Linked DNA regions of Homo sapiens: region 1 is linked to region 2. A link is a loop called in an ENCODE intact Hi-C map of the cell type or tissue named here. Cell type or tissue: gastrocnemius medialis. All regions are shown on one strand. Links, peaks and the distances in the headings refer to the core of each region. The heading gives the core; the rest is flanking DNA. Region 1 has its middle 23 kb from the start of NANS. Region 2 holds the start of XPA (XPA, DNA damage recognition and repair factor).

Region 1 (11,265 bases), core at 1,847-9,846, 340 kb after region 2:
CTGAGTAGCTGGGATTACAGGTGCCCACCACCATGCCTGGCTAATTTTTGTATTTTTAGTAGAGACGGGGTTTCACAATGTTGGTCAGGCTGGTCCTGAACTCCTAACCTCAGGTGATCCGCCCACCTTGGCATCCCACAGTGCTGGGATTACAGGCATGAGCCACCGTGCCCAGCCCCTAAAGCCAGTTCAGATGACCCTGAAGACAGGGTCCTCAGAAGCCTAGGGTGTCACATGCATCCATGCTTCCAAGTCCACCAGTAAGATAAGGTCTGAGGTGCATCATTGCTAATCTGTCATAGAGCAATTCAAGGGTTCGGGTTGGGGTTGAGGCCAGACTAAGGAGAGCTGGGCAGTGGGAGGGATAAGTGGAGATAATAAGTGTCCTTCAAGAGGATTGGTTGTGAAGAGGAGAGAGAAGGTGAGAGGTGAAGAAAGGACAAGGGGTGTAAGGAGCTTCCCCAGCAAGCTGCAAGACCTGACCATGATTCAATGCTCATGCAAAATGCCAGCTGAAAAGGGGAGGTTGAATACACAGGAAGGGAGATAGACCATTAGGCAGGTTTTCTCCAAAAGCCTCATGATGCATAACTAAGATTGGGGTTTGAGAATTGGAGGATAGAGAATTTAAGTTTGATATAAAGAAAAAATAAGGAACAAAAGAACAGACCTGTGAATCAGTGGAAAGGTCTTTGCAGACAAAGATGGGACTGTTGGTACTTGTGAATACTGCAGAAAGAGATCCTAGCTCCATATACAGGTTGGACAAAATGAGGGCTGAAGTGCCTTTCAAAGATTTAAATTCTTGATCCCATCCCACATTTTATTTTATGGCGAGGGGGTGCACAATTTACAAATGAACTACATATTTCTGATTGAGAATGGCTAATAAAATTCTCATTATTTCATTCAAGGTCCCTAAATACCCACTGTGTTCCAAGCACTGGGTTGGGACACAGCAGATCTGAGTTCCATACACTAAGCCTTTTCCACTTAATGTCAGTTATTTAAATGGATCAGGTCAAGTGCGATAGTGCGCACCTGTAATCTTAGCTACTCAAGAGGCTGAGGTGGGAGGATGGCTTGAGGCCAGGAATTGGAGGCTGCAGTGTGCTATAATCACACCTGTGAATAGCCACTGCACTCCAGCCTAGGCAATGTGGCAAGATCCCATCTCTAAAAATAAAAATAAACAATTTTAAAAGGGCTGGGCATAGTGGCTCACATCTGTAATTCCAGCACTTTGAGAGGCCAAGGCCGGAGGATTTTTTGAGGCCAGGAGTTTGAGAACAGCCTGGGCCACAAAGTAAGATCCCCATCTCTACAAAAAAAATTTAAAAATTAGCTGGGCATGGTAGCATGTACCTGTAGTCCAGTTTCTTGGGTGGCTGAGGCAGAAGGATCCCTTGAACCCAGGAGATCAAGGTTACAGTGAACTGTGATCACACCTCTGTACTCCAGCCTGGAGTACACTGGGCAACAGAGTGAGACCCTGTCTCTTAAAAAAAATAAAAAATAAAAAATGGGATCAATTTCTGTATAAGTCATTGTTTGCACTCACCTTGTTGGTAAACTGGGAGCAGCTGCGGCTGGAGGACAGTTGAGGCATGTTATCTTGGGATTGCTGAATGCTGCAGTTCACAGTGGGGAGGATCTCCACTTCATTCCTTCTTTACCATCTCAAGAGCTCCTGAGAAAGCTGGAGGTTTGGCCGGGTATGGTGGCTCATGCCTGTAACCCCAGCATTTTTGGAGGCTGAGGCGGGCAGATCACTTGAGGCCAGGAGTTCAGGACCAGCCTGGCCAACATGGTGAAACCCTGTCTCTACTAAAAATACAAAAATTATCTAGGCATGGTGGTGCGCACCTGTAGTCCCAGCTATGTGGGAGGTTGAGGCATGAGAATCTCTTGAACCAGGAGGTGGAGGCTGCAGTGAGCCAAGATTGTGCCACTGCACTCCAGCCTGATCGAGAGAGTGAGACTCCATCTCCAAACAAAAAAAAAAAAAAAAAAAAAAAAAAAAGGAAAAAGAAGAAAGGTGGAGGTTTTTGGAGCATTCTCAGAGTGCAGTATTTGTTTCTAAGTCTCAGCAGGGGATGTAGAGATGGGGCAGAGGCAGGTGGTTCTTCCATTCCACCCCAAACCTCACTGGACTCAGACTCTCAGGGATACACTATAATGACTGCTAACTTTGGTAGCACCTGCACCTAGTGTAGCTTCCTAATGCTTCCGTGAATCCCAGGGAGAACACTGTAAAATGATCATATGATCTTTTATTTCTCACTTAATTCATTCTGTGTCATTCCATTGGTTTGTGAATTGTGTCAATAGATAGAAAGTTTGGACTGTGGGTGTCTGGAAATATATCCACCCCTTCTACATTAATTCTTATGAAAAAATATTTTATTCACCTTTTTTACTGTAAGATGAATTTCCCAGTAATGTAACCTTGATGCAAATAAATGCTCTAACCGTTGTGCCAAAAGTTGCAATTAATAAACCCAATGTCTTGTTCTTCTTCTCAACCCAATTCTAAAATGAGGGTTTTCTCTAAGATGCAAATTCTAACACACACGAATAATCTTCTCATATAAGGTTGATGGTTTCTCTAACACAAAACTCTTAACAGTCTGGATATAAAGTGGCTGTACTAGGATGTATTCAATTTCATAAAGTTCTCTACAGCTTGTAGCTCCATTAGAAACAAATCTCAGCGTCTCAAAAACCCTCAGAAAACTAGGAATAGAGGGAACTTCCTGAATTTGATTAAGAACATCTACAAAACCCTGCATTTAATACTATACTTAATGGTGAAAAATGGAATGCTTTCTTTCTAAGATTGGGAACAAGGCAAGGATGTCCACTCTCACCACTCTTATTCAACATACAACTGAACATTCTAGGCAGTGTAACAGGCAAGAAAGAAAAGAAAAGAAAAGGCACACATTTCAGAAAGGCAAAAATAAAATGGTCTGTATTTGCAGATGATACGATGTGGTAGAAAGTCCCAAAGAATCTACACACACACACACACACACACACACACACACACATACACACACACATACACACATACAAAATTCCTAGAATCTATATACTAATGAACATATGGAAACCAAAATTAAAAATAAAATACCATTTATAATCACTCAAAACATGGAATATTTGGGTGGAAATCTAACAAAACATGTATAGGATTTCTATGCTGAAAACTATAAAATGCTGATGAAGGAAATCAAAGAATATCTAAATAAACTGAGAGGTAAAACTGTGTTCATGGGTTGGAAGACTAAACATAATAAAGTTGTCAATTATTCCCATATTGGCACACTTTCTATCAAAATTCCAACAAAATCTATTTCTTGCAAATATTGACAAAACTTTTCTAAAATTTATGTGGAAAGGCAAAGGAACTAGAATAGCTAGAATAATTTTAGATGGTTTATTAAAATTTAGCTAATTTTAGAGAAAAATCAGTCTACCTAAGTTCAAAACCTGTTATATGGTCACAGTGTGGTTCTGGCCCAGGAATAGCACACAGATCAATGGAACAGAACACAGAACTCGGAAACAGAGCCACACAACTATTTTTGACTGCTGATTTTTGACAAAGGTGCAAAAGCAATCAATGGAGACAAGTCTTTTCAACAAATGGTGCTGAAGCAACTGGACATCTATAGGCCCCAAAATCAACCAAACAACAAAACTTTGACATAAGTCTCATATATTGTACAAAAATTAACTTAAAATGGACCTCAGTGCCAGACGTGGTGGCTCACGCCTGTCATCCTAACACTTTAGGAGGCCAAGGAGGGAGGATCACTTGAGGCCAGAAGTTTGAGACCAACATGGCAAGACCTTGTCTCTACAAAAAACACAAAAATTTGTTGAGCATTGTGGGGCACACTTGCAGTCCCAGCTACTACAGAGGTTGTGGTGGAAGGATCGCTTGAGCTTGGGTGATGGAGGCTGCAGCAAGCTATGACTGCATCACTGCATTCCAGCCTGGGTGACAGAGCAAAATCCTGTCTCAAAAAAAAAAAAAGACCTCAGACTAAAATGTAAACATAAGACCATAAGACTTTCTGCTCACTTTGGCAACACATAAACCAAAACTGGAATGATACAGAGTAGATTAGCATGGCCCCATGTAAGGATGATATAAAAATTTGTGAAGCATTTCATATTTTAAAAACAATTCTATAAAAAATTTAGAAAAAAAAAAGAAGCACAGGAGAAAACATTTGGGATCTAGAGTGAGACAAAGAGCTCTTAAACTTAGCCCCCAAAACATGATTCATAAAAGGAAACATTTATATATTGGACTTTGTCAAAATTAAAAGCTTTTGCTCTGCAAAAGACCTTGTAAAGAGGATAAAAAGACAAGCTACAGCTACAGACTGGGAGAAAATATTTGCAAACCACATACCTGACAAAAGGACTAGTAACTAGAAATATGAAGCACTCTCAAAACTCAACAGCAAAAAAACAAGAATAGAATTAGAAAATGGGCAAAAGACATGAAGAGATTTCACTGAAGAGGATATACAGAAGGCAAATAAGCACATGAAAAGATGTTCAACATTATTATTAGCCATTTGGGAAATGCAAATTAAAATCACAATGAGATATCACTGCACTCCTCTCAGAATGGAAAAAATGAAAAATAAGGACAACACCAAATGCTAGTGAGAATGCAGAGAAACTGATCAATTATATATGTCTGGTGAGAATGTAAAATCATACAGCCACTCTGGAAAACAGTTTGGCAGTTTCTTATAAAAATGAAACATGTGCCAGGCACAGTGGCTCACGCCTGTAATCCCAGCACTTTGGGAGGCTGAGGCGGGTGGATCACTTAAGGTCAGGAGTTCGAGACCAGCCTGACCAACGTGGTGAAACCCATCTCTACTAAAAATACAAAAATTAGCCGGGCATGGTGGTGCATGCCTGTAATCTCAGCTACTCAGGAGGCTGAGGCGGGAGAATCGCTTGAACCCAGGAGACAGAAGTTGTGGTGATTGAGATCACACCACTGCATGCCAGCCTAGGCAACAGAGTGAGACTCCATCTCAAAAAAATTAAAATAAAATAAAAAATAAATAAAAAGGAACACACTACCCATACACAAAACAACCAGGATGAATCTCCAGGGAATCATGCTGAGGGAAAAAAGCCAGCCCCCAAAGGTTACAGAACTGCATGGTTCTGTTTATTAAAAACCCTCTTAAAATGACACAATTATAGAAATGGAAAATATTAGTGGTTGGCAGAGGTTAGGGAGGGGGTGGGGCTGGAGGGAAGTGGGTGTGGCTATACAAATCAAAATGATGGGTTTATTGGGGTGTTATGGGGTGATTCAGAAAATCCAAGGAAGGGTCTCAAAAGAGTTGAAACTGGGCAGCTCTGGGCAACTCAGTTGGCAGAAGTTTATGGACTTGCCATTCCTCATGATTTCCGGGCTACAGAGTCATCATTAGCAGAGAGAATCGTGAGAGAAGAGAACCTGGTTGATAGAGCTTTGGAAGGATAGCCAAACATCAAGGCTGGGCACAATGTCTCATGCCTATAATCCCAGCACTTTGGGAAGCTGAGGTGGGAGGATGACTTGAGCCCAGGAGTTTGAGACTAGCCTGGGTAACATGGCAAAACCCCATCTCTACCAAAAAACATTATCTGGGCAGGGTGGCACACATTTGTGGTCCCCAGCTACTCAGGAGGCTGAGGTGGGAGGATCACTGAGCCTGGGAGTTCAAGGCTGCAGGTGCCACTGCATTCCAGCTTGGGTGACAGAGTGAGACCCTGTCTCAAAAAAAAAAAAAAAAATCCACATCCTTGTTATTATTTATCTTTCCAATTTTAAATATCCTAGCAAGTGCGAAGTGGTATCTCACCATGGGTTTGGTTTGCATTTCCTGATAGTTAACTATGTTGAGCATCTTTTCATGTGCTTATTGACCCAGAGATGATCTTCTATCACATGTCTGCATCAGGTTGGTCAGCTTCCGGGGACAGTATCACACGGCGGAGCCCAAGTTACTATGGGGCGCTCTGGTTCCTGGGGTTGTTTTCAGAGATGACCATGAGGAAGCAGTGTGGTGAGAAAGGTCTCCCATGAAGATACGGATTTTTTTTGTTTTGTTTTTGTTTTTTTTCGAGACAGGGTCTTACTCTGTTGCCCAAGCTGGAGTGCAATGGCACGATCTTGGCTCACTGCAATATCCACCGCCCAGGTTCAAGCGATTCTCCTGCCTCAGCCTCCCAAGTAGCTGAGACTACAGGCGCCCACCACCACACCCAGCTAATTTTTGTATTTTTAGTAGAGACGGGGTTTCACCATGTTGGCCAGGCTGGTCTCGAACTCCTGACCTCAGGTGATCCTCCTGCCACTGCACCTGGGGAAATTTTGAAGCCCTAGAATGGAGGAGATTCCCAATGACAGTGAGGGAGAAGCGTGAGAGTTGTGAAAGCTTTGGGGACCCTTTGAAGTTAAGGGTGAGATGAGAAGGTGGAGACACGTCAGACCAACTGTCCTAACTGGGTACGGGGAGGGGCAGGACCAGCCAAACTAGGGATGAGGCCAGTGACAGGGATAAACTGTCAAGATGAGGTCTGAGGGTGGGAAGGTCCCCGCAGGTTGCGGGCGGTGGAAACAGGCATGGGAGCAGGGGCTCAGGAATGAGACCCCTCCCTGAGTGTTTCGGCAGGTCTGAGCCAACGGGGCCTTACACACCTCTTCTCACGTAGTCCTCACTACTGCCCTCTGGTGGTGGCTGTCTCCATTTCACAGGGGAGGACGTTGAGAAGTTCCTCTGCGTGAAAGGACAGAGCTGGGAGGTGAACCCCGGCCTGAATTATCCAAAACCCTGTGCACTTCTCAGGACACTGTAGTGTTCCAGGACCCCATAGGGACCCAGTGAGGGAAGAGATTATTATCATTTGGAAGACATTTGGGGTGGGGGTCTCAGCCAAAACATCAACTCATCAGAAAGACTCCTCTTGGCCACCCATCTAAAGAAGGTCCCTTTCCTCATTTCTCACGCGGCACTCAATTAGTTTCTTCACTGCCCTCATCATAATTCAAGACCATATAGTTATACGTGAATATAGTTTACTTTTATTGTAAACTACAGTTTGCAGGAAAAGGACCGTGGAGGCCTCTTTTGTTCCGCATTCTATCCCCAGCACCTGCTGTGGTACCAGGCACGCAAGCAGGCACTCGAAACTGCTTTGGTGGATGCAGCAGTGGGGTGCACTGGAAAACGGAGGCAAATGAGGGATGTCAGAGGTCACAAGCCTCCACCAGAGACTGAAGGTGTTGACTTTCACCCCCCACACCCTCCAGAGTGTGATGGGGGGTTTGCTCTCTCAGGGTCAGCATAAAAATGATGCTTATGTTACAGGGATGAGAACCAAGGTTGGGGAAGCAGAAAGTAGGTGGTGTGACCAGCGAGGGTGTGATCAGCAAGGGTGCCGAAAATGGGACAACTGACAGCCTTGGAAGAAGCAGGTTCTTTGGCCATGGGACCTGAGGCAGGCCCTCAGCAGCTGGGGTTGGGCAGCTTGGGTGGCTCCATGCTTCACTTCTTCCTCTGAGGAACTGGCCAGAAAGCTGACTTCAGCGACGACTCAGGGAACAGTCAGGTTCACCCAAGGGGCAGAATGTGGCCTGAGAACAGATGAAGTCAGTTACGCCTCAGTCATCGCTGTCATATTTTCTCTTCTGCACTTGCTCATTCAGAAAATATTTATTGGCATCTACTAGGTATTAAGAAGTCCTTGTAGGCCGGGTGTGGTGGCTCACGGCTGTAATCCCAGCACTTTGGGAGGCCGAGGTGGGTGGATTACGAGGTCAGGAATTCGAGACCAGCCTGACCAACATGGTGAAACCCCATCTCTACTAAAAATACAAAAATTAGCCAGGCGTGGTGGCATGTGCCTGTAATCCCAGCTGAGGCAGGAGAATCGCTTGGACCCAGGAAGCGGAGGTTGCAGTGAGCAGAGATCGTGCCATTGCATTCCAGCCTGGGCAACAGAGTGAGACTCTGTCTCAAAAAAACAGAAAAAAAGAAAAAGAAAAAGAAAAAAAGAAGTCCTTGTAATGCCAGCACTTTGGGAGGCCGAGGCAGGCAGATCACCTGAGGTCAAGATTTTGAGACCAGCCTGGCCAACATGGTGAAAACCCATCTCTACTAAAAATACGAAAATTAGCCAGGCCTGGTGGCATGTGCCTATACTCCCAACTACTTGGGAAGCTGAAGCAGGAGAATCGCAGGAATCTGGGAGGCAGAGGTTGCAGTGAGCCAAGATCATGCCACTACACTCCAACCTGGGTGACAGAGTGAGACTCCATCTGAAAAAAAAAAAAAAAAAAATGCTAGGCAAGGTGGCTCACATCTGTAATCCCAGCACTTTGGGAGGTTCAGATGGGTGGATCACCTGAGGTTAGGAGTTCAAAACCAGCCTAACCAACATGGAGAAACCCCATCTCTACTGAAAATACAGTATTAGCCAGGGGGATTGGGGGCTCATGCCTGTAATCCCAGCTACTCAGGAGGCTGAGGCAGGAGAATTGCTTGAACCCGGGAGGCAGAGCTTACGGTGAGCCCAGATCGCACCATTGCATTCCAGCCTGGGCAACAAGAGTGAAACTCGGTCTCAAAAAAACAAAACAAAACAAAAAGTCCTGTGCTTGGTGCTGGGGATAGAGTAGGAGAGAGTCCATGCCCTGATCCCCTGGCCCCGTAGGACACAGTGACAATGCAAGGCTCCAGGCAACCTCAGGCAGAGGCCTGACCTGACTTGTCACCTTGTCTCTCTAGGGCTTTGCCCTGGGTTCAGTGCTGGGAAGGTACTCCAAATGGTTCCTTAACTGAAGGCGCCTACACTCTAGAGGGAATGACAGACAAAAGAGGCAGATGTCATAAAGGGTGAGAAGTGGGCAAAGAAGGGGCCGGGCACGGTGGCTCACACCTGTAATCCCAGCACTTTGGGAGGCTGAGGCAGGAGGATCACTTGAGGTCAGGGGTTTGAGACCAGCCTGGCCAACATGGTGAAAGCCTGTCTCTACTAAAAATACAAAAATAAGCTGGGTGTGGTGGCAGGCACCTGTAATCCCAGCTACTTGGGAGGCTGAAGCAGGAGAATTGATCAAACCCAGGAGGTGGAGGTTGCAGTGAGCTGAGATCGTGCCACTGCACTCCAGTCCGGGCGACAGAGCAAGACTCCATCTCAAACAAACAAACAAACAAAAAAAAGTGGGTGAAGAAGAGGGTCTTGTGGGAGCCCAGAGATGGTTACTGGGGAGATCAGAGAAAGTTCTGAGAGGAAGCAGCTTGTGCACTGAAGGACCTGCAGACAGTAGCCAGGCAAGGCTCAGTGTGGGAGGGTGGAGGAGTGGGGAGTGTGCAGGAACAGGAAACAGGCTGTGCCAAGACCTGGAGGTGACAGAACATGATCCTTTAGGGAACTCAAAATAGTTCTGTGTAGCTGGAGCACAGAGTGGCAAAAAATTAGGCAGGAGTCCTAAAGGCTAGAAGAAGTTTTCTAGGAGCCAACTTCAAAAGGAGCTTGGCACAGTTGGGGTAGCCACTGGGGCCTCAAACTCCAGAGGGTCTAATCTGGAAACTGGACCCCCATCCTCAACCTTGACCCCGTGACCTAGCACTCTGGGTACTCTAGCTTCTCCAAACTAAGTTCTTCCTTGCCTTCTCCTGTTAACAACAGGAAAGAGTCTGGTTTAATATGTTGTTATTACTTGTTTTTCTTTGAGATGGGATCTCATAATGTTGCCCAGGCTGGCCTCTAACTCCTGGGCTCAAGCAATCCTCATGGCCTCAGCCTCCCAAGTAGCTGGAAGGCTACAGGTACATGCCAGTGCACCCGGCTCTTATTTTTATTTTTATTTTATTGTATTTTATTTTTGAGATGGAGTCTTTCTGTGTCACCCAGGCTGTAGTACAGTGGCATGATCTCGGCTCACTGCAACCTCCACCTCTTGAGTTGAAGCTATTCTCCTGCCTCAGCCTCCTGAGTAGCTGGGATTACAGGCACGAGCCACCATGTCCAGCTAATGTTTTGTATTTTTAGTAGAGATGGGTTTTCACCATGTTGGTCAGGCTGGTCTCAAACTCCTGACCTCAAGTTATCTGCCCACCTAAGCCTCCCAAAGTGCTGGGACTACAGGCATGAGCTACCAAGCCCGGCCTAATTTATTTTTAAAGAACTTCCTACATGTTCTCAGCCATTTGGACAGATTGAACATTGATTCATTATCCAAGCAGAAAAAGCACCAGAAACTGACTTTAAATCCAAGAATAAGAGTGGAATGAAAATTGATTCTTTCCTCTTTACTATAGTAAGACAAAGTACTACGTTACTTTACTGAAAATTTTTATTTAGTCACAAATGAGCCTAACTTGCTTTCGTGAGATGACTATTTTTAAATGTGATTTCTCTTTTTTCCTTTTAATTTCCACTTATTCACAAATTATACAAAACTGCAATAGCTTTCTTCAGTCAAAAGCGACTGAGTTACTTTAGTGCTGGATTTCATTTTCTCTGTGATCAGAGTCCGCTGCTCAGCCTCACCCCAGAATGTGAAGGCCATTTAAACCTGAGACACGGCCAGGTGTGGTGGCTCATGCCTGTAATCCCAGCACTTTGGGAGGCCGAGGCAGGCGGATTATGAGGTCAGGAGTCTGAGACCAGTCTGGCCAGCATAGTGAAACCCCGCCTCTACTAAAAAATACAAAAATTAGCCAGGTGTGGTAGCAGGTGCCTGTAGTCCCAGCTACTGGGGAGGCTGAGGCAGGAGAATCGCTTGAACCCAGGAGGCAGAGGTTGCAGTGAGCCGAGGTCGCGCCACTGCACCCCAGCCTGGCGACAGAGAGAGACTACGTCTAAAAAAAAAAACCAAAAAAAACCTGAGACACTAAACACATGCCCTCTAGAGTAGCACACCCGTATTTCATGCATGATAAGTGAACCTGCTTCAACCTTCCTCCCTCTTATTTTTACTTTTAGAGACAGACTCTCACTCCATTGCCCAGGCTGGAGTGCAGTAGCATGTCACGGCTCACTGCAGCCTCCACCTCTGGAGGCTCAAGCAATCTTCCTGCCTCAGCCTCTTGGGTAGCTGTGTAGCTGGGACTGAAACTGCCTTTGCAAAATTATGACTGGGACAGTGAAAGAGCTCTAACTTAACTGACTCCAACTTGCTTCTAACCTCCAAGCTGTCCTTGTTCATTCCTGGGCGTAGGCTGA
Region 2 (11,091 bases), core at 1-8,000:
ACCTGGTTGATGAACAACTTTTCCAATTTTCTGTTCTTCTTCTTCTTCCTCTTCTAAAATGAAGCCTCCTCCTGTGTCAATTATCTTTGGGGCTGCTTTTACATTAGCCATGCCTACAAAAGTAAGTAAAAGCAGTCAACAATTGAAGTAGGTAAGCCTGTATGTTACCTTGTTCATAAATAGAAAATTCCTTTGAATTCAATATATCTCAAACAACACAAGGATGTCCACAATCACTACTTCTATTCAACATTATACTGAAGGTCCCAGCTAGTCTAACAGAGCAAGAAAACCAAAAAGGCATAAAGGATGAAAAGAAAGAAGTAAAACAGCATCTATTCACAGATGATGTAATTATGTGTGTAAAATATCCACAAGAATCTACAATTAGAATTAAGAAATAACAACCTAGGAAGAGATGTGTACAACCTCTGCCCTGAAAACTACAAAACACTAAGAGAAATCAAAAAGGACTTAAATGGAGAAATATACTGTGTATGGATTTTAAGCCTCAATATTATAAAAACGTCAATTCTTCACAAATTTATCTAAAGATGCAAGGTGATCTCAGCTAGAACTCCAGCAGTGGGGTGCGTTGTGTGTGTGTGCGTGCGCACGTGTGCACCCGGAAATTTCCATTTCATATTTTGGGCCATGGTTGATTGTGGGTAACTAAAGCCACAGAAAGTGAAACCTTGGAAAAGGGAGGTCTAACGTATGCATATCTGACAAAGGACTCACATTCAGAATACATAATAAAATCCTCTAAGTCAGTAAAAGACAACCCAACTTTTAAAAACAGGCAAAAGATTTGAACAGGCACTTCACAAATGAGGATATCCAAACGGCCAAAAAGCACATGAAAAGGTTCTCATTATCTCTAATCATTAGGAAAATACAAATTAAAACCATAATGAAGTATCATTAGACTCTCACCAGAATGTCTAAAATGAAAAAGACTGACAATACCAAGTGTGAGGATGTGGAACAACCAGAACTGCCATTTTGCTGGTGAGATTGGAAACTGATATAATCACCGTTTGGCAATATCTACTAAAGCTTAACATAACTACACCTCTCCTATGACCCAGCAATTCCATCTCCAGGCATATACACAAGAGAAGTGAGTGTGTATGTCCACTAAAATACATAAAAAAGAATGTGTACAGAGGTTTCATTCGTAACAGCCCCAAAGTGGAAACAACCCAAATAGCCACCAAAAGGAAAATGGAAAAAATTGTGGCATAATACAAAAGAATCTATACAACATCTAAATGCACAAACTACCAATGCACGCAACAAAATGTGTGAATCTCTCAGATACTATGTTGCGCAAAAAAAGCCAGATACTGTATGACTCAATGTACATGAAGTTTGGAAATAGGTAATACCAATCAAATGGTCAGAAGAGTATTACTTCTGAGAGTAGAGAGTGGACACCGACTAGGAAGGCGCAATAGGAAAACTTCTAAGGTTCCGGAAGTGTACATGTCTTGATCACGATGGTGTTTACACAAGCATTCACATAGGTAAAATTCAGATGAGTACATTTTACAGTATGTTACACCTCCATTTATTAAGACAGATTAATATGTTTTATTCTGCTACAGTCACTCCCCTTCTCTGGCCTCAATTTCTCCCTCTATTAAATGAAAGGATTAGATTATAAACTTGTTTCCACTGTTAACAGCAATTCTCACACTATAATGCCTGTTCATCTCTCTGTATCCCTTCATTAGACTGAGTGCCTTTACTTGTATACTTCTGACAAATAGTAAACATTCCATGAGTACCAACTGGATGGATAGAAATGAATGAACCTACCAGAATATGTAATATAAATAGCAAAGTAAATGAATGGAATGACAGTAAACACAATGAGAATTAAGAAGAGGGAAAGCTGGAGTAGTCGAGCCCATGACTTGAGCAGGATCCTAAACAATGCTAACTCATGCCCAAAACAAAGTCCGATTTCTCTCTGCTGCTATGCCTTGCTGTTTCCCCAGGACCTTAGCACCACTCTTCGTATTCTAAGCAAGTTTTTTCAGTCTTTCATGGCATATGTCATGGCACACAGAGAAAAAGAAAATTGTATAGTACCATGAAATAAAAGTGTCACAAAGATAAAAATCTCAGCACTTACCTAACTCTTGAAACATGGTGGGTTGTACACAATGCTACAATACAGTTCAGTTCTTGGGGAACTGCCTAAGAAATCTTAAAGAATGTTCATTCTACCTTGCTTTCCATGATCAAAAGTTTAATTTAATGTCAGTTTTTGCTATTTTGCACCTTCCGTTCCACAGCCATGTCGTAGACCTGGAAACCTTTATGGAATCATGACTATGAATTAATCAGTGCAAATGAACTTTCTGTCTGACTCTAGCGTGCCTCAAGTTTAGAAAGGAATAAAAGGTAACCACTATAAAGTAGAAAGGATGAGACCAGTACCATCAAAAGTAGCTGGAATTTGCAGTTTCGGTGTTAGTATGAACATCAAGACATGCTGCCAGCCTCAGACTCTTCTCACTCTCACTACATCTGGCTGATAAAAAAGAGTAATACAGCTCTAAACTGTGCTCGACAAAGGGCAGTATAGAGCTTTAGGAACACATGTACTTCATGTTATAGAGGCAGCCCTGAAGAACTGCCTGTCAACCAAACTATATTTTAAGTATCCTGTTAAAGATTATTAGTTGACCCCAGTGGCAAATTCTATAAGAGAATAATCTGCAATGAGAGATCAGTCCTTAATTTACTTCAATCAATAAACACGTTTTGAGCAACTAGTTTTTGCCAAGAAATCGCAGAGGTCACATGTCCAAGAAATAGACTCATGGAATCTATGGATTAGAATCTTAAAGGTTTACTATCCAGTCCCTTCTTCTGATTGCTGAGTAGGAGATTCTGATTGCTGAATCTCCTCTCCTCCACATAAGTAAGCGTTCTTCCAGTTCCTATTTGAGCGCTTCTAGTAACGGGAAGCTCATGAGAAGCAATCCATTGCACTTTTGGCAACTCTAATTGTTGAAAGCTCTCCCTAACAAACACCAAGATCTGCCTCTTCCATCAACTAGTTCTAGGTATAGAGGCCAGAATCAAGAACTAGTCTAACTCCTCTTTCCGGGACAGCTGAGGCCCTGACACCTGGCAGTGGCTGACACCTCCCGGCCGGGGCGGCTGCATCCCTAAACGAAAAATCGAAGCTGCCAGCAGCCGAGGTGCAGCGAAGAAGGCCCGGGGCTGGGGGTCAGGAGGCCCGCGTGCGACAGAGGAACGCTCTGTGGTCGTGGACAGGACGCTTTGACAAGGCGGCTGGCTGGGCGGATTCCCTCTCCGACTCGGGGAGAATCTGCACACATACGCCAGCGGAGTTGACGCGACCCCCGGGCCCCGGGACTCGGCTTGCACGAGCCAGTCTGGGGACCGGGGAGGCGGGGAGAGGGAAGGGGAAAGCGCGGACGCGGCCCAAACCTCCAGTAGCCGCAGCCGCCGTCGCCGAGTAGGGCCGGGCAGCCAGCCGGGCCTGGCGCAGCATCAGTGCCCGCTGCCGCTTCCGCTCGATACTCGCCCGCACCGAGGCAGGCAGCTCCGCGGGTTGCTCTAAAGCCGCCGCCTCCGGCAAAGCCCCGTCGGCCGCCGCCATCTCTGGCCCACTCCGAGGACCTAGCTCCCAGCTCCACGCACGCGCACTGCACGCCGAGGCGAGCCAGCCGCCCTGCACCGCCTCTGCGCTCCCCGCACCCAGCGGCCTTTCTGAGTGAGAGCGCCTGCGCAGTTAAGGGGCTCGGGGTGGCCTGCCCGGGCGCTGGGCGGAGTCTGGGTATGCGCGGACACGGAGTACCCGCCTAACTACCTGCTCTCTTGTCATCCGGGAGAAGGGTCCGTGCTGAGATCATATCTCACGACCTGGTCACCTTTAAAATAGGTCTCGCTTGGTGATTCAGAGTATAGGCTTTGGAGTCAGGCCTGGGTTAAGTCTGAGCTCTTGACAGTTAAAGTCTGTGTGACCTTGGGCAAGTTATTTAACCAGAGTTCAGTTTCTTCAGTGGTAAAATGAGGATAATTATGGAACCATTTACCGAGTCTTTGGGAGGATTAGATTGCCAGGACAATAACCTGGCACGTAGAAGACCTCAAAAAATGGTAACAGTGAGTAGTAGTAGTGCCAGTCATAGAGCCCAACAGATGATAGTCCTGATTTTATGTTGGATACACGGCCTAGAGACACAGCCTTAGATTTAAAATGAGAAGACCTGGGTTGAAACTCCCAGTTAACTTGCTGTGTGACCTCAGGCAAATGCAGGACTTGCTCCAAGGCTGATATGCATAAGGTTGGCTATCTTTCCCATGGAATATTCCTTCAGTGAGGATGAGCTACTGCCAGGTAGACAGTGGGTTTGGATCTGGGCCAAATATCCTGACTTCCCAAAAGTGTGGCTAGTGTAACAAAAGAAACATAGCAGGCTTTCCCAAAAATGTATGCTTTCCCTTTGTTACAAATAATGCTTAATTGAAACCAGAAAACATTAACTTCTAATTACTACATGTACCATTTAGGACTGGCTTTTAGAAAGACAACCTCACACACTGATGTTTCCCACTAATGTTCAATGGTTAACCTTTCAGAAACACAATTCAGTGTTCTAATTTATCGGTCATATATACATAAAGCTGCAAAACCTCGTATAAAGCAGTTACCTGCTGAAATCTTAGGTTGAATTGGAGATAGAATCTCAAGCCATCCCCATCTCCCTTCCCCTCAGATCCTTCTTTCTCCCTACCCATCAATCTTGCCCAGGTGAAACTATTTCAAATTCCATAACATCAAAAGCACAAGCAACAAAAGAAAAAAAGCTGGACTTCATTAAAATTAAAAACTAGGCTGGGCACAGTGGTTCACACCTGTAATCTCAACAGTTTGGGAGGCCAAGGCAGGAGGATGACTTGAGGTCATGAGTTCAAGACAAGCTGAGGCAACACAGTGAGACCCTGTCACTATTAAAAAATAATAATAATTGGCAAGGTGCAGTGGCTCATGTCTGTAATCCCAGCCCTTTGGGAGGCCAACACAGGAGGATTGCTTGAGACCAGGAGTTCAAGACCAACCTGGGCAATGTAACAAGAACCCATCTCAGGAGGTCAAGGCTGCAGTGAGCTGTGATGGCACCACTACACTCCAGCCTGGGCAACACAATAACATCTTGTCTCAAAAAAAAATTAAAGTCGTCGGCAAAGCCTGAGTCCTGTCCTCTCACTCTCCTCCCTGGACAGCATAAGCTTCACCACTCGCTCCACCTTCTCCACCAACTACCGGTCCCTGGGTTCTGTCCAGGCACCCAGCTACGGTGTCCGGCTGGTCAGCAGCATAGCCAGCGTCTGTACAGGCACGGGGGCTCTGGTTCCCGGATCTCCATGTCCCGCTCCACCAGCTACCTGAGCAGCATGGGTTCCGGGGGCCTGGCCGCGGGGATGGCCAGGGGTCTGGCAGGAATGAGAGGCATCCAGAACAAGAAGGAGACCGTGCAAAACCTGAACAACTGCCTGGCCTCCTACCTGGACAGAATGAGGAGCCTGGAGGCCAAGAACTGGAAGCTGGAGAGTAAAATCCAGGAGCACCTGTAGAAGAAGGGACCCCAGGTCAGAGATGAGCCATTACTTCAAGACCATTGAGGGCCTGAGGACTCAGATCTTCACAAATACTGTGGACAATGCCTGCATTGTTCTGCAGATTGACAATGCTGGTCTTGCTGCTGATGACTTTAGAGTCAAGTATGAGACAGAGCTGGCCATGCGCCAGTCTGTGGAGAGCCACATCCATGGGCTCCGGAGGTCACTGATGACACCAGTGTCACTCGGCTGCAGCTGGAGACAGAGATCGAAGCTCTCAAGGAGGAGCTGCTCTTCATGAAGAAGAACCACGAAGAGGAAGTAAAAGTGTTGTACCCGAGCGAGTTAAAAAAACGCCACACTTTGAGATGAATTAAGAGTCCTTTATTAGCCGGCGACCGAGAGACGGCTAACGCTCAAAATTCTCTCGGCCCCGAGGAAGGGGCTTGATTAACTTTTATACCTTGGTTTAGAAAGGGGGGGTCGTCTAGTTAAAACAATTTTACAGAAGTTAAGTAGTCAAAAAGTTAAAAGGATAAATGGTTACAGGAAAGTAAACAGTTCCAGATGCAGGGGCTTTAAGACTATTACAAGGTTATAGATGCAGGGCTTTGGGCGTTATCAAACAGATGAATTCTTGGGGACTGTGGATATAGCTTGCCACAGTATCTTATCAGTTAATTGCATTCTTGGATGTGCTGGGAGTCAGCTTGCACAAGTTAAGTCCTTGAGGAAGGGGCTGCCAGTGAAAGAGCCAAGATGGAGTTTGTCTGGTTCTCTTAGCTAAGGGAGAGTCTGTTCAGGTGGAAACAAGCCTAGGTGAAAAAGGAAAAATGAGGTTGGGCATTACAAAAGGCCTACAAGCCTAGATTGCCAGCTCTGGGTTGACCATGGAGGTAGATGCCCCCAGTCTCGGGACCTTGCCAAGATCATGGCAGACATCCGGCCCCAATATGATGAGCTGGCTCGGAAGAACTGAGAGGAGCTGGACAAATACTGGTCTCAGCAGATTGAGGAGAGCACCTCAGTGGTCACCACGCAGTCCACCGAGGTTGGAGCTGCTGGGATGATGCTCACGGAGCTGAGATGTATAGTCCAGTCCTTGAAGATCAACCTGGACTCCATGAGAAATCTGAAGGCCAGCTTGGAGAACAGCCTGAGGGAGGTCGAGGCCCGCTATGCCTTGCAGAGGGAGCAGCTCAACGGGATCCTGCTGCACCTGGAGTCAGAGCTGGCACAGACCCGGGCAGAGGGACAGTGCCAGGCTCAAGAGTACAAGGCCCTGCTGAACATCAAGGTCAAGCTGGAGGCTGAGAGCACTGCCTACTGCTGCCTGCTGGAGGATGGCAAGGACTTCAATCTTGGTGATGCCCTGGACAGCAGCAACTCCATGCAAACCATCCAAAAGACCACCACCCGCCGGATAGTGGATGGCAAAGTGGTGTCTGACCAACGACACCAAAGTTCTGAGACATTAAGCCAGCAGAAGCAGGGTACACTTTGGGGAGCAGGAGGCCAATAAAAAGTTCAGAGGTCAAAAAAAAATTGAAAACTTTTCTACGTCAAAGAACACTATGAAGAAAATTGGGGTAAAAACCCCACAGAATGGGAGAAAATATTTGCAAATCAGATATCCAATAAGGGTCTAGTATCCAGAATTTATAACAAACACTTTCAGCTCAACAACAGAAAGACAACCCAATTTAAAAATGAGCAAGGGACTTAAATTGACATTTTTCCGAAGAGGATGTACTGATGGCCAACAAACACATGAAAATATATTCATCATTAGTCATTAGGGAAATGCAAATTAAGGCACAGTGAGATACCACTTCACACCTCCAGGCAAGCCTTCCTCCTGTAATTTCAACCCTGCCAACAAACCCCCTCTCTCAGTCCCCCTCCCACCACCATCCCCTCCTCCTTCTCCTTCGGCTCCGCTCCCCCACCCCCTTATCCTGGTCCTCCATCCCAACCTTCCTTCTCCACTGCACACCCGGTCTTGCACCCAACCCCCTTCTGCCAAAGGTCACTCCCACTACCAAAGGTCTTACAAAGTCCTTCCCTTGAGAAAGGTGTTAGGGCCGAAGGCATAGTCCAAGTTCATGTTCCCTTCTCCCTAGCCAACCTCTCCCAGCTTAAAAAGAGACTTAGCTCCTTTTCCACCGACCCCAGCTCCTCCCACAAGGAATTTCTGTATGTCACTGAATCTTATGACCTTACCTGGCATGACGTTTATGTCATCCTCTACTCCTCCCTCATCCCGGATGACAGGGAATGTATCCAGACAACCACCCAGGCCCATGCAGACACCCTCCACCAACAAGATGCTGCCCATAACCTTATAGGGACCCTAGCTGTCCCCAGAACTGACCCCAATTGGGATTATGAAGCAGTTTCCTCAGACAGACAGAAACGAAGCTATATGATATCATGCCTCCTAGCTGGCATGGATAAAGCTGCCCTTAAGGCTGTAAACTCTGAAAAGATAAAAGAAATCACTCAAGGCCCCAATGAAAACCCTGCTCTTTTCTTCTCCCGCATTTCAGAGGCCATAACTAATTATACCACCTTAAGCCCTGATACCAATGGGGGCAGAATCTACCTACCCATTTACACTTCATTTCCCAGTCAGCCCCCAACGTCTGAAAGAAACTTAAAAAACTAGAAGATGGCCCTCAAACCTCCCAAAGAGACTTAATCAAAGTGGCCTTTATGGTCTTTAATGATGATGGCTAGAATTTAAAAAAAGAACAAAAGAAAGAAAAGAAAAGAAGTATTGGCAAAGATGTAAAAAAAATTGGAACCCTCATACATTATTGGTGGGAATGTAAACTAGTGCAGCTGCCACGAAAAACAGTTTGTCCCTCAAAACACGAAACATAGGATTACCATATGAGTCAGTAATTCCACTCATGAGTATGTTCCCACAAGACTAAAAACAGGTGTGTGAAGAAAAACTTGCACACAAACGTTCACGTAGCACTATTCACAATAACCAAAAGCTGGAAACTACCCAACTGCCCATCAACTGATGAATGGATAAACAAAATATAGTATATCCATACAAAGAAATATTATTCAGCCATAAAAAAGAATGAAGTACTGACACATGCCACAACATGGATAAACCTCGAAAATACGATGCTAAGTGAAAGAAGCCAGACATGAAATGCCACAGAGTGTATGATTCCATTTACATGAAACATTCAGAATAAGCAAACCTACAGTGACAGAAAGCAGATTAGTAGTTGTCATGGGCTGAAAGGAAGAGGAACCGGGGAATGAGTGCTTAATAGATAAGGGGTTTCCTTCTGAGACAATAAAAATGTTATGGAACTAGATGGTGGTGATGGTTGCACGACATTGTGAATGTACCACATGTCACTAATGGTCCATTTTATTTTATATATATTGTACCACAATTTAAAAAAAACTCAGTATCTCTCTGGGCTCAGGTAGGTAATAGAAGTTAATGAACCTAGCCCGTTGTGAAACTGAGGCGAACTGGAGTGTGGAGATCTCCCTTAAAGAGGACACCTACTATACAACTCCAGCTGATAGTTTTAAAGAAAGAATTTGGGACCCTTGTTGCCAGATTTTTCAATCTTTCAAGAAAAGCAAAAATCAAATTTGAATGCATGTAGAGGTCTCTTGGTAACTTGTTAAAATGCATATTTTAACTCAGTAGGTCTATGGTAGGACCCAAGAATATGCATTTCTTTTTTTTTTTAGACTTTATCTTTGGAGTAATATTAAGTTCACAGTAAAACTGAGAGTAAGGTACAAAGATTTTCCACATACTCCCTGCTCCCACACATACATATCTTCCCCCATTATTAACGTCCTCAACCAGGGCGGTGCATCTGTTACAACTGATGAAGCTACATTGACACATCATCATCACCCAAAGTCCATAGTTTACATTAGGGCTGTTCTTGGAGTTGTACATTCTGAGTTTGAACAAATGTATAATGGCATGTGTCTACCATTACAGTAAAGAATGTGAGTGTCTAATAAGAAATGCCATTATCTCTGGTGGTGCTACGGCACCACAGATCACACTTGGAATGGTAAGGGTCTAGATTACAGGTTCCCAAACTTGGCTGTACCGGGAAGCACCCAGAGTGTTTAATAAATACCAATGCTTAGGCCCCACCCCCAGGGATTCTGATGTCATGGGGTCAGAGTGAGATCTGAGCATCAGGATTTTGTAAAGCCCCACACCCCCCCCCCACATCATTCTAATGGGCAGCCAAATTTGAGAGCCCGCATACTAGATGGCCCTTATGGACTCCATAGCCCTAATGATCTCTCATGTGGTGAAATATTTCTAGAGGACAAGGTCACAGTTTTCCCCCAAGGTAACCTTTTGAAAATAATTAATCCGGAGAACCTCCTCCCCAACAAAGCATTCCAAGCCTCAATGCTGGAGAATGTGACCTACAGCTCGGATGTTGTATAGGCTCTAGATTCTGTAACTCTTGGCAGCTTTTGTAACTGTGTTCTTCTTTGGCCGGTAACTCCTTCTTTGGTGTACTGACTTTCGTTAGCAAGTTTCGTATAGTTGGGTAAAAATGACTCCTTTGGAGAAAAGAAGAATGCATATAGCCCACAGGGTGACAGAGGCTTGAGGGCTTGCCCAGAGCAAAGCAGCATGAGTCATTTTGGTCAGGGCACAAAAGGGAAACAGGCAAGGAAAATAGAGCAGTAGATGTGTTCTTGAGTCTCCTGATTCAGTCTCGGGGAAACCTGTGACTGCATTTATCTCCCTGCTTTCTACCTCCCTCACCTCCCAAACCAGCTGTGGTCCTGGCTCAAAGAGGAATACTTAACAAAACATAGAAAGAATTGAAAGCCGTCACCGAAGCCTCAAAAAGAGCAGGAAGGTAAGAATGGAGGCCAGAAAGGAGAGTGAGAAACTTGGCAGTGTTTCCTGACAGGGCCTGCTCTCTAAGTGCGTTACCGGGGTGACTCATGCCTGAGATGACAGGGTATGAACACATTTGTCTTTATTATCTAGTAAATAGTACCTGTGTGTGGCTTTCTTTTTTGTTTTTATTTCTCCCCTGGTTCCCTGGGGCTTTACTTCTTAATGTGGTCACTTTGAACATCATTGGCATCAATTCACAACAGGGAAACATCTGTGAGAAGAAACACACCAAGCGGGGAATCTTTCTGGAACAAGGATGCAGCAACACAGAAATTAGCCTGATCCTGTTGCCTTAAGCTGCATTCATGTAGTAATCCAGGAAATGCAGTCTCTTTTTTCTGTGATTGGCCAGACAAATCCTCCTTCTGAAGAAACTTAGATTTCAGCCTCCCCGAACCAAAAGAAAAAAAAGAATTGGGCAAAAACATCATAGTGGAGCATCTATCAACAAAATATGTGCACGGAGAGGTTTCAAAATCATCTTGAAGACTCACAAGAATTGTCTTTCCAAAAGCAGTAAGGAGTAGAAGTGTACAACTGATTCAACT

The links. Hi-C counts contacts between places; a loop is a spot of excess contacts. Peaks named below come from ENCODE experiments on the same cell type or tissue, not always from the same donor. Only the 100,000 strongest peaks of a DNase experiment are listed, where the experiment ranks them.
Region 1: it touches region 2 in a loop (2.6-fold over the local background); 3 of 110 quality-filtered maps call a loop at or near these places.

Annotation. Positions count from the first base shown.
Region 1 is chr9:98,028,145-98,039,409 of GRCh38, forward strand. It overlaps the pseudogene RNU6-918P and a transcript of TRIM14 not described here. Among named protein-coding and RNA genes, the nearest start is that of NANS, 23 kb to the right of the region's middle. RefSeq lists enhancers at 6,661-6,770, 7,363-8,562, 7,741-7,810, 7,891-8,030 and a silencer at 9,396-9,445. In gastrocnemius medialis, for the core only: a CTCF peak has its summit at 6,764 (motif pointing left); DNase peaks (open chromatin) are centred at 6,757, 7,757 and 9,417; H3K4me3 peaks cover 280 bases; H3K27ac peaks cover 2,764 bases.
Region 2 is chr9:97,693,647-97,704,737 of GRCh38, forward strand. It overlaps XPA (XPA, DNA damage recognition and repair factor), which reads right to left and starts at 3,694. Exons shown (of 6, transcript NM_000380.4): 1 at 3,475-3,694; 2 at 3-113. The coding sequence starts at 3,646. PTCSC2 (papillary thyroid carcinoma susceptibility candidate 2) reads right to left here. Exons shown (of 11, transcript NR_147055.1): 11 at 5,979-6,425. It also overlaps the pseudogene KRT18P13. RefSeq lists enhancers at 3,086-3,145, 3,156-3,205, 10,058-11,091, 10,242-10,361 and a silencer at 3,756-3,855. In gastrocnemius medialis, for the core only: no CTCF peak of the experiment used is centred there; DNase peaks (open chromatin) are centred at 3,356 and 3,745; H3K4me3 peaks cover 2,206 bases; H3K27ac peaks cover 3,252 bases.